2 separate regions of the Homo sapiens genome follow, and region 1 is linked to region 2. Evidence: chromatin contacts called from ENCODE Hi-C data. All regions are on one chromosome and are shown on one strand. The core of a region is the stretch at or near the end of the contact, and the rest is flanking DNA. Distances in the headings are between cores, read along the strand shown. Region 1 holds the start of FIGNL1 (fidgetin like 1). Region 2 overlaps SUN3 (Sad1 and UNC84 domain containing 3).

Region 1 (5,255 bases), core at 285-2,784, 2.5 Mb after region 2:
AAAAAACAATTAGAAAACTTAAGATCCAGAGCTTTAAAGACACTGTAATTTATTTAAAGCTGTAAAGCTAAATAAGCTAGAGTCAAAACTAGATCTGACCTCTTCTGTCAAGCAGTTCATCCTTTTTTTCACTATACCATTTTGATGTTAAACTCATTTATACAATACTAGAAATGAGAAACTGAAAGAAAGGTGACTCAGAAAACACTTGACACAAACTTTCACAATTAATATTATCATTCTCTTCCTCTCCATGGCTTCATTCCCCTTTATCATCTGTTATCCTGAAATTTCTACCATACCTCAGAGTTCTAGTCACTGTTCTCAGAATAAACCCCCTTCTCTTTTCCATCTTCACCTTTCCTTCAATATTCATCTTCCAAGTCTTACTTCTTCCTTTCAATTCAATCATTTAAATGGCAAATAAGGATAACCAAAAACTGGCCATCACCGATCAGTGACACAACCATTGTCTTGTTTACCATTTCCAAGTCAATTTAACCTTTATGGCCTTTCCTAGATCTAAAAAGTATGATTAATTAGCACTGTCATATGAACTGCATTTCAATCTTCTTTATTTTGCCAATGTTCTGATTATTTTAATAATGTCATTATCTGTCTTCCTAGACAGTTGGCTTCTGCAGGGAGGAATTGTTTTCCATTCCATTCACATTGTCTTAGTACCTAGAATACAGTGTCCTTTGGAATAATAGCTACTAAAATACTGACGGAGTGCCTACTCAGTACCAAGCACTGTGCAAGCCTTTCATAGGATTCTGTTCTTGATGCAAAACGGGAGTTAAGAGCACAGGGTCTGGAGCCAGGCTGCCTGCTTTCAAATCCTGGCTCTATCATCTGCCAGCAGTGACTGCAGGAAAATCTCTTAATGTCTTTCTGCCGGTTTTCACCTATAAAAGAAGCGCAGCAACATCACTGAGCTGACAAGGTATTTTAATTCTGCAAAGCACTAGACAGAGGACTCAGCACTTAGAAAATACTCTATAAAATACTGCTTCTTCTGATTCCTCACGATGACCCCTGAAAGGTATGAGCCCTTCTTTCTCATCACAGAGATTAAGAGCTTGCCTGGGTCACAGGGGAACTGACTGACCCCCGCTGTGGGCGCCCAGAGCCCCGCTGGGCCCAGTAAATGCCTGCGGTAAGCGGCCCCGCCCCCGGACAGGCTCTGCCAAAGGAAGCCGCCCGCAGACCTGGCCCCGAGCCTGCCGTCCACGCCGGGCCCCAGCTTCCTAATCCTGGATGAGTCTGGTTCTGGGCTAGCGGGTCAGCCACCCTCCCGCTAAGACAGAAGCAAAAGGGCACAGCCACTGCCTGGCTCCCGCCTCCCACGGCCTCCCGCGAAGTCACCGCCCCGCGACCCCCAGCATTCCAGAGGCACACGCCCGCCTCTCCCCTACGCCCCAACCCTGATGCTCCACAGGGGTCAGCAGCGCCCCTGCCCCGCCTCCCGTCACCGCATCCTACCTGCGGCTGGTGTGGGACGCTGGCAGCCTCCGAAAAGCGCGGGGACTGACGTGCGCCTGCGCGCTGCTGTCGCCCTCGGACTCGCGCCGTACGTGCGTGCGTGAGTGCGTGAGTGCGTGCGTGCGTGCGTTCGGCGCGCGGGGCGTGGGCGCGGCACCTGGGCCCGGGCACCGCCACCTAGGCCCTAGCTCCGACCAGTGGTGTTCTATAAACGCTTATTACATCATTGTGCATAGGCTTCATTTTTAAAAGTACTCCCAAATAAATACAAGGAGGCGATGGAAATTGAATGAAGATTCGAAGGATTCCCATAGAGCGTGGCTCACTTCCCCTCACCGGGACAGCGAGCGGCGGCTCACCTGGGAGAGCAAAGCGTGGCTCTCCTGCGCCCACCCGGGAGAGCAAACAATGGCTCACCTGCGCCCACCCGGGAGAGCAAGCGTGGCTCACCTGCGCCCACTCGGGAAAGCCAGCCGCCATCCTGTGCTGCAGGCAGGGAGCGGGCGGCGGGAGAGGAGCGGATCCACTTAGGTCAGCGGTTAAAACGTCGTTACAAGAGGCCACCCCGGCATCGCGGGGCCTGTGGCTGCGCCCCCTCTTGAATTCAGGCCTAGCACATCACCTCCGCCCCTCGCACCCTGCAGTCTGCGCTCCATACAGCACGTGAGCGGGTGCTCAGCAATGTTCCCTGGCTGAAAGAACCGCATAGAGTAGCATGCAAAAATGACATGCATGTTTAAGATAAAATAAGGGAGAGGACACCTGTTCTGACTGAGTCTGGCAACTCAGATCTCCCCGCAGCCAACATCTACATTCCTTTGGACAGCTGTCTGCTGTGTAGGGACACCTCCCTGGAACTTTGAAAAGCACCCCATCATTACCTTCCACTTTGTTCTGGAGCAAGGTTTCAAAAGAAGAGTGCCGTATTTTGATTAATTTAGTGAATTGGATTTTCAGACACAAGTAAGAGCATCCACTCAGTGGCCTCTGCAGTAAATAATGATATCAGATCACATAACAAGAAGACTGGAGGTTGGCGGGAAATCTGGACCTGGTGACTCAAAGAAGTCATGAAGGACCATCTCTCCATTCTGCCACCTTCTCGCCTGTGGATTTTCCTCCCCAGGCTTGTCACTTCATTGTCGAGAGATGCCCTCACAATCCAAGCCAGGCAGCCTCACATGACCAGATCTAAAACACAAAGAGGGAGCCAAACTGAGAAAGGACCTTTTCCCTCTGAACACTTCTCTCTTGGAAAAAGAAAATGTTTCCCAGAAAGCCTCATAGCCTTCCTCTTATATCTCCTTGACTAACTGGGACCCGGATCCCTGGATATCCTTTCCTGAGAAAGAGAGGGTCTGGGGCAGGGGATAGAGAAAATGACTAGCAACTAGCAGCACATGATGTTTAAACATAAGATTTAAAGAAATGCAAGGCACAAACAATTTGAAGACTTTTTTTAAGTTTTTAAAATCTTCACAAAATAAAAAGGAATTGGACAATGCACTTTAAAAACTAGAAGACGTTTCACTGAAAACAGCATCTCCTAATTCATTTCATGGCTTAGATAGTAATAGAAAATTATTTTATTCTAATTCCATACTTTATCAACTAATTTTAATTATTTTATAATTACCCAAAATATGTCATGTAGAATGAAAATAAAAGAAAATGAAAACAGTTATATCAAGGCCAAGTCAGTTGTATGTTTACTGGCTATTTAGAAATTTCTAAATACGTGTATATTTAGAAATGACTATATAGATACTATTTGGGTAATGTTAGGGATGGAAAGTTTATGTCCCCCCAAAATTTGTATGTTGAAATCCTAAGCCCAATGTGATGGTTTTAAGGGGCGGGGCCTTTGTGAGGTGATTAGGTCATGAGAGTGGAGACTTCATGGATGAGAATAGTAAGTATCCTTATAAAAGAGACTCCAGAGGCTGGGTGCAGTGTCTCATGCCTGTAATCCCAGCACTTTGGGAGGCCGAGGCAGGTGGATCGCCTGGGGTCAGGAGTTCGAGACCAGCCTGGCCAACATGGCAAAACCCTGTCTCTACTAAAAATACAAAAATTAGCCAGGTGTTGTGGTGGGCACCTGTAATCCCAGCTACTTAGGAGGCTGAGGCCTGAGAATTGCTTGAACCCAGGAGGTGGAGGTTGCAGTGAACTGAGATCGCGCCACTGCACTCCAGCCTGGGGGACGGAGTGAGACTGTCTCCAAAAAATAAAATACAATAAAAGAGACTCCAAAGAACTTTCTAGCCCTCTTGCCACCACCTAAGGATGCAAAGAGTTGACAGCAACCTGGAAGAGCCCTCACCAGAACTCGACCATTCTGGCACTCTGACTTCCAGCCTCCACTGTGAGAAATAAATTTCTATTGTTTATGAGCCACTCAGCATATGGTACTTTGTAGCCCTAGACAGGCTAAGACAGGTAATTAGCAATTTTAGGTGATTTTCATCATCAAAATTTTCATGATGGCATTTTGGAGAATTCACATAAACCACTCTGTTACCCTCCTAAAAGTATTGCTCAAATACTGAATTATATTTATGCTTGCCAAAGTTAATTTTTTTCCAACAAGTAACACTAGCCACTTCATTTTGTGCTTTTGATACAAAAGCATTTCCCAATCCAGCGGCTTTCATCTTCTGGCCTGGTTGGCAAAAGTGTAACTCACTTCTGCACCCTCTCTGAACCCTAGTCTCCTCCTCAAATGTAAAACAGTAATAAACCTTTCTTACCCAGGAAGCCATTATAAGGATTATAATCAACATAAGATATAATTCTTTAATTATCAAAGCAGTTGCTGGCATGTGGCAGGCATTCAACAGAAACCGTGTTGCTATGTTATTTTTATTGTTACCATTAATATTCCTATTGGGATTGAAACCCTTATGTCATATCAAAACTTTTCCATCTTTGACAAATGAGACATATTAGGATAGTATCTTAATAATATGTAAGAGTTTAGTGCTTGAGCTATTCAATTATTAAACTTTGCTTCCAAGACCACAGACTGGTGGTATATACTGTGTGCGTGTGTGTGTGTGTGTGTGTTTGTGTGTGTGTATGAGAAAGAATATGCTGTTCTTTTCTTCTTCTGGGTAGAAGTTGTTGAGCCTTCAAGGGAAGAGGTTTTCACCTACAGCAGACAGTGCCAGTTCTCTTGGTGTGAGGGATTCTGGGAGATGGCTGCCCATTTCCATATTCATGAATTTTATAAACATGGTCTCAGATAAATGCAAGTGTACACTTCGGTGAGCTCATTTGTTTTTGAGCAGAGGGGATAATACGGCCCTAAATAATGTGCTTCCCTGTCAGCCAGGAGAGTTACATTCTGGAGATGTGTGTGTCGGTGGGTGCGGGAGGCAGGTGGTGTTGAGGAGATAGGGAAGCCAACAGGACAAAGCTCAGAGGGAAAACAGCCCAATCTAAATCCAGTTCTTTCTCTGTGTGGATTCCCACTGACTTCCAAACCTCTCAGCTCCCTGACTCAGTGGTAAGGAAGAAAAAAGTACCAGGATTGAGGGGATGGTGTTCTAGCCCTCCAGCAGAGGAGTAAGATGTGTGAGCCCAGGGTGAAGCAAGTGCACAATTTTAGTAAAAGATTTTCATTGGCCATACTGAATGAATCATAAAGGGATGTGAAGAGGCTACCTCTGGCATCATTGTCATAAACACAGCTGGTGAGGGGGGAGGTGGTGTTCTCCTGGTGTCAAAAGACAAAATTATTTACAGATCAAATTGGCTTTTATTCATGA
Region 2 (5,234 bases), core at 2,082-4,581:
CTTAGAAACTGCTTTTGCATTTGTCTGTCTTTTGCATTAAAATCCTCGTAAGCACTTCGAGCTCAGAATTGAAGATCAGATAAGCCTTGTGTAACTCACGCTTTTGTCATAATTATTCTCATACGTCACTTTACATGAAGCAATCCCAACAAATTTCTCCCAGTGATAGAGCTACTCATATCATTTCCCAGAGCATACATTACCTGGAGTTCAAATGTTTGAACGGTGGTTCCTGTTTTGTTATATATAAACTGACCTAGGAAAATTTCTTCTCCTTCACATTTTTTTGTGATGCCCTATAAAGAAAGCAACAGATATAGAGATTGTAATGAATGGATGCAGTTGTGTTTTCAAAAAGAACCAACAATTCACCAAATATCTCTGTGTGTCCACCAGGGGCACAGTGCTGTGATCATGCCAGTACTAACCTATACACCCAGAGGATATTTAACAAGGGGTCAATGAGGCCCAAGGCTGATCACGGGACTGACTAAAAGGATAGAAGATGGATGGACACACAGACAGATAGATAGATAGATAGAGAGCTAGATAGATAGATCCATAGATAGATAGTTAGAAGATAGATGATTGACAAACAGCTGATAGATGGAAGACAGATACATACATATAGAGCAAATCCCAACATTAACTTTGACCTGATAACTATATTTGCAATAAGCATACTTTGAATAAAATAAAAATGCGTCGCCATACTGAACTGATGTTTACCAAAATGAGATAAACATAAGCCCATTGCCAGATTTTGATCACACAAATAATTTCCTCTGAAAAGTAAGCTCCCGTTGACTGACAAAAACACTGATTTTTTTCTTTGTATGCAATTTCTCTTGTGCTTTTTGTTCTTCTCTACCCTTCAAATTGAAGATTTGTGAGAGGATAACGCACTGGTGCAAACTAATTTATTTTGTGAATCTGAAGTTTATTGTTAGGTTCCTTAAATTGTAACACAGCAAAATAAACAGTACATTCATTAAATCATTTTATAATAAAAATATTAATATCAAACTATAACATTTTTATTAAAAGAGTTGGATACATCATGGTTACATAATGTACTCACAATTATATATGTATGTGGGGAAAAGAGAGATCAGACTGTTACTGTCTCTACGTAGAAAGAAGTAGGCATAAGAGACTCCATTTTGTTCTGTACTAAGAAAAATTCTTCTACCTTGAGATGCTGTTAATTTGTAACCCTACCCCAACCCTGTGCTGGCTGAAACATGTGCTGTGTCAACTCAAGGTTAAATGGATTAAGGGCTGTGCAGGATGTGCTTTGTCAAACAAATGCTTGAAGGCAGCATGCTTGTTAAGTCATCACCACTCCCTACTCTCAAGTACCCAGGGACACAAAACACTGCGGAAGGCCGCAGGGACCTCTGTCTAGGAAAGCCAGGTATTGTCCAAGGTTTCTCCCCATGTGATAGTCTGAAATATGGCCTCACGGGAAGGGAAAGACCTGACCATCCCCCAGCCCGACACCCGTAAAGGGTCTGTGCTGAGGAGGATCAGTAAAAGAGGAAGGCCTCTTTGCAGCTGAGATCAGAGGAAGGCATCTGTCTCCTGCTCGTCCCTGGGCAATGGAATGTCTCGGTGTAAAACCCGATTGAATATCCCATCTCCTGAGATAGGAGAAAACCGCCTTAGGGCTGGAGGTAAGACATGCTGGCAGCAATATTGCTCTTTAAGGCATTGAGATGTTTATGTATATGCACATCAAAAGCACAGCACTTTTTTCTTTACCTTATGATGCAGAGACATTTGTTCACATGTTTTCCTGCTGACCCTCTCTCCACTATTACCCTATTGTCCTGCCACATCCCCCCTCTCCGAGAAACACCCCATAATGATCAATAAATACTAAGGGAACTCAGAGACTGGTGCCGGCGCGGGTCCTCCGTATGCTGAGCGCTGGTCCCCTGGGCCCACTCTTCTTTCTCTATACTTTGTCTCTTTGTCTCTTTCTTTTCTCAAGTCTCTCGTTCCACCTGACGAGAAACGCCCACAGGTGGGGAGGGGCAGGCCACCCCTTCATATGTACACATGACTCAAGCCTCATATATTCTCTTTAGCTTAAGACAGGAGTGCTAGTTTTATTTCTACCTCCTTTATCACCTTGTTGGGTTTTTTTAAGAAACAGGATCTGATGGAATACTATGCAGCCATAAAAAAGAACAAGATCGTGTCCTTTGCAGGGACATGGATGGAGCTGGAGGCCGTTATCCACAGCAAACTAACACAGGAACAGAAAAACAAATACTCTATGTTCTCACTTGTAAGTGGGAGCTAAATAATGAGAACACATGAACACAAAGCGGAGCAACAGACACTGAGATCTACTTGAGGGTGGGGGGTGGGAGGAGGGAGAGGAGCAGAGAAATACCTGTTGGGTATTACTACTTACCGCCTGTATAACAAACCTGCACATATACCTCTGAACCTAAAATAAAAGTTAAAATAAAAAACAAATAAACAACAAAACAAAACAAACCAAAAAAACGGGGTCTGGCCATGCTGCCCAGGCTGGCCTCGAATTCCTGGGCTCCAGTGATCCTCCTGCTTTAGCCTTTTAAGGAGCTGGGATCACAGGAGCAGATACTGCGCCCAGTCCTTTTATCACCTTGTTTTAATTTTACTTGGTTCATAAATTCTTTAATGTAGAAGAAAATGATGAGAAGCAGTTTTTATTACTAAAGGATTCCTGCCTTTGGGATTCACCCATAATTTGTCTAAATAATGAACGTGTTCACCTTTCTGAGATGGAACTTAGCTGCTCAAACTCAACTTTTCAGAGACACCACTTGCAGGTGGTGTGGGCTTCTATGAAAGGACAGCAGCCCTTTGTTTTGAAACTCCAGATATGGAATGTAGAGGCATTTGGGTGACATATAAGGCAGGCTGTTTAACCCAGGGCCCTCCTCCAGATGGGAAGATCATAATTGAAGGCATAAACCTATATAAGGCAAAAGTGGGAGTAGACAGTAAAACCAAAAAACAAAACAAAACAAAACAAAACAAACCCCAAAACAAACAAACAGAAAAACCAAAAAGTGAAGATGGCCAAATGGCGCCTGGAGAGAAAGAACACAAACTACTCGGGCTGTACGTGGACCCAGCAGCGCAGGACTTAAGCGGCAGGTTCCCAGGAAGGCCGGAGGAGGGTGTCCATGTGGGGAGCGTGTGGGTGAAAGCGTGAGGGGGAGTGTGGGGGAAAGGAGCCCAAATCTGCGGCTTAGCTAACAGTCATTTCAAAAAGCAGTTACAACGCCTCCACGCCCCTCCAGCCCCGCCTGGCCCAGCAGAGGGCTCTCTTCTTCCTCCCATCTCTAAGACCACTGCCGGCGCCGCCCCAGAACCGCCCACAAGAGCATGGCCTCTGCACAAAGTGGTGACCCCGCGGCCCTCCTCTCCCCAGCAGCTCATGGTGTGGTGGGCCAGGCTGGCACCTCCTGTGCACTGCAGGAGTCCTCTCAGGGTCAGCTCTCCTGATAGCACACTTGTGACTCCCGACGAAATGGCCCGACCAGATGATTCCCGCTGCAAACTCACGACGGATGAGCCCCACCGTGCGCGCAAAGCTTCCTGCCGGCTTTGCACCGCCTAGCAATTCATGTGACAAGCATCACAGACATGGGAGAAAAGTGTTGTACAGGAAACAGAGAGACGCTACCCGCAAGGGGGAAAAGTGGGGCTAGGAAATCCAGACCCGGAAGCGAGCAGAAGAAAATGAGACAAGCCTACAGTTAATATATTCAGAAGCATAAGAGAAGGTACTGCCTTCATAAAAGAAAAAAATATAGGCTCTAAAAAAGGGAATATGTATAGAAACAAGAAGTCTCAGAAAGTATAATCATGACAGCAGGAATGAAAATTTCCGTAGAGGGGTTAAAATGTGAATTGATATGATCTTCCAGAAGGTGGAACAAAAAGCAGAAAAGGGAAAGAAGAAACACTTTTTAAAAATAATAAATTAGACAGTAAGTTGAATCCTCAGGATGCATGAGTGAAATCCCACGACAACAGTTGTGCATCAGGCCTACCTAACAAGGCTGGAGCAAAATGCTGAGGGCGCCAGAGGGATATCTTGGGAAAAAAAAAAGAAAATAAATGAAAAGAAAGTGAAGGAAGGAATAAAGAAAGGAAGAAATTTATAAGTTATCTGATGTGAATCAACATAATGGGGGAATATTTGTACTTCTGAAGAAGAATTTGGGAAAGTTTTAGTAATAGGAATGCAGAAAACTAAGCAAATTAAAGAAAAATAGGCTGGGCACCAGTGGCTCACGTCTGTAATCCCAGCACTGTGGGAGGCCAAGGCGGGAGGATCCTGAGCCCTGGAGTTTGAGACCAGCCTGGGCAACATAATAAGACCCTTATCTCTACTAAAAAATTTAAAAAACAATCCCACGAGTTTGAAGTTGCAGTGAGCTGTGATTGTTCTCCAACCTGGGCAACAGAGCTGAGACCCTGTCTCAAGAAAAAAAAAATGTAAAGCAATTATTACACTCAGAAACATTTAAAAAAATGGAAGAAAGTAGTATTTAAGTACACTAAATAGCTCAACTGAGAGCTGTTTTGTTCACATAGTCACTGTGAAAACATTGAGTATTGCTTGAACAAAAAGATAATACAGTCTTCTAGCAGTGCCTCAAATGTTAAACCTACATTTACCATGCTATCTAGGAATTCCAGTCTTAGGTATACACCCAAGGAAAACAAAAACTCATGTCCACACAAAAACTTGTACATGAATGTTTGTTGAAGCATTATACATAATGACCAAAAAAATGAAAATAATTCAAATGTCCATCAACTGATGAATAGATAAATAAAATGTCATATATCCATACAATGAAATGTTATTCAGCAATAAAAAATAAATGAAATATTGAGACATACTACATCATAAATGAACCTTGAAAACAGTATGCAAAGTTAAAGAAGCCATTCACAAAAGATCACACATTATAAATGATTCAATTTATATGAAATGTATAGAATAGGTAAATTTATTGAGACAAAGTAGACCAGTGGTTGCCAGGGGCTGGAGGAGTACACTAGGGGAATAGGAGGTGACGGCTAAGGGGTATGGGGTTTCTTTTTAGGGTAAGAAAAATGTTCTAAAATTGATTATGGTGATGGATACACAACTCTGTGAATACACTAAAAGCCACTGAAGGGTGTACTTTAAATGGGTGAATTAATTGTTATGG

The links. A loop is a pair of places that touch in the nucleus more often than their neighbours do. Pooled maps may share reads with other maps.
Region 1: a map of CD8-positive, alpha-beta T cell shows a loop between it and region 2 (13-fold over the local background). The contact joins the promoter of FIGNL1 here to the enhancer-like site in region 2. A Hi-C loop is called at or near these places in 2 of 168 maps with a recorded cell type or tissue (CD8-positive, alpha-beta T cell and HCT116) and 4 of 50 pooled maps.

What each region holds. Positions count from the first base shown.
Region 1 is chr7:50,448,816-50,454,070 of GRCh38, forward strand. FIGNL1 (fidgetin like 1) reads right to left here and starts at 1,535. Exons shown (of 4, transcript NM_001287492.4): 1 at 1,486-1,535; 2 at 303-908. RefSeq lists silencers at 1,056-1,350, 1,492-1,681.
Region 2 is chr7:47,988,585-47,993,818 of GRCh38, forward strand. SUN3 (Sad1 and UNC84 domain containing 3) reads right to left here. Exons shown (of 10, transcript NM_001030019.2): 9 at 204-296. Among named protein-coding and RNA genes, the nearest start is that of HUS1, 12 kb to the left of the region's middle. RefSeq lists enhancers at 493-1,334, 1,335-2,175, 3,361-3,590. Within about 2 kb of position 3,332, at least 25 of the 41 ENCODE cell types and tissues checked have a DNase peak (open chromatin) inside an H3K27ac peak, as active enhancers do; they include CD8-positive, alpha-beta T cell, where a contact is called at or near this core.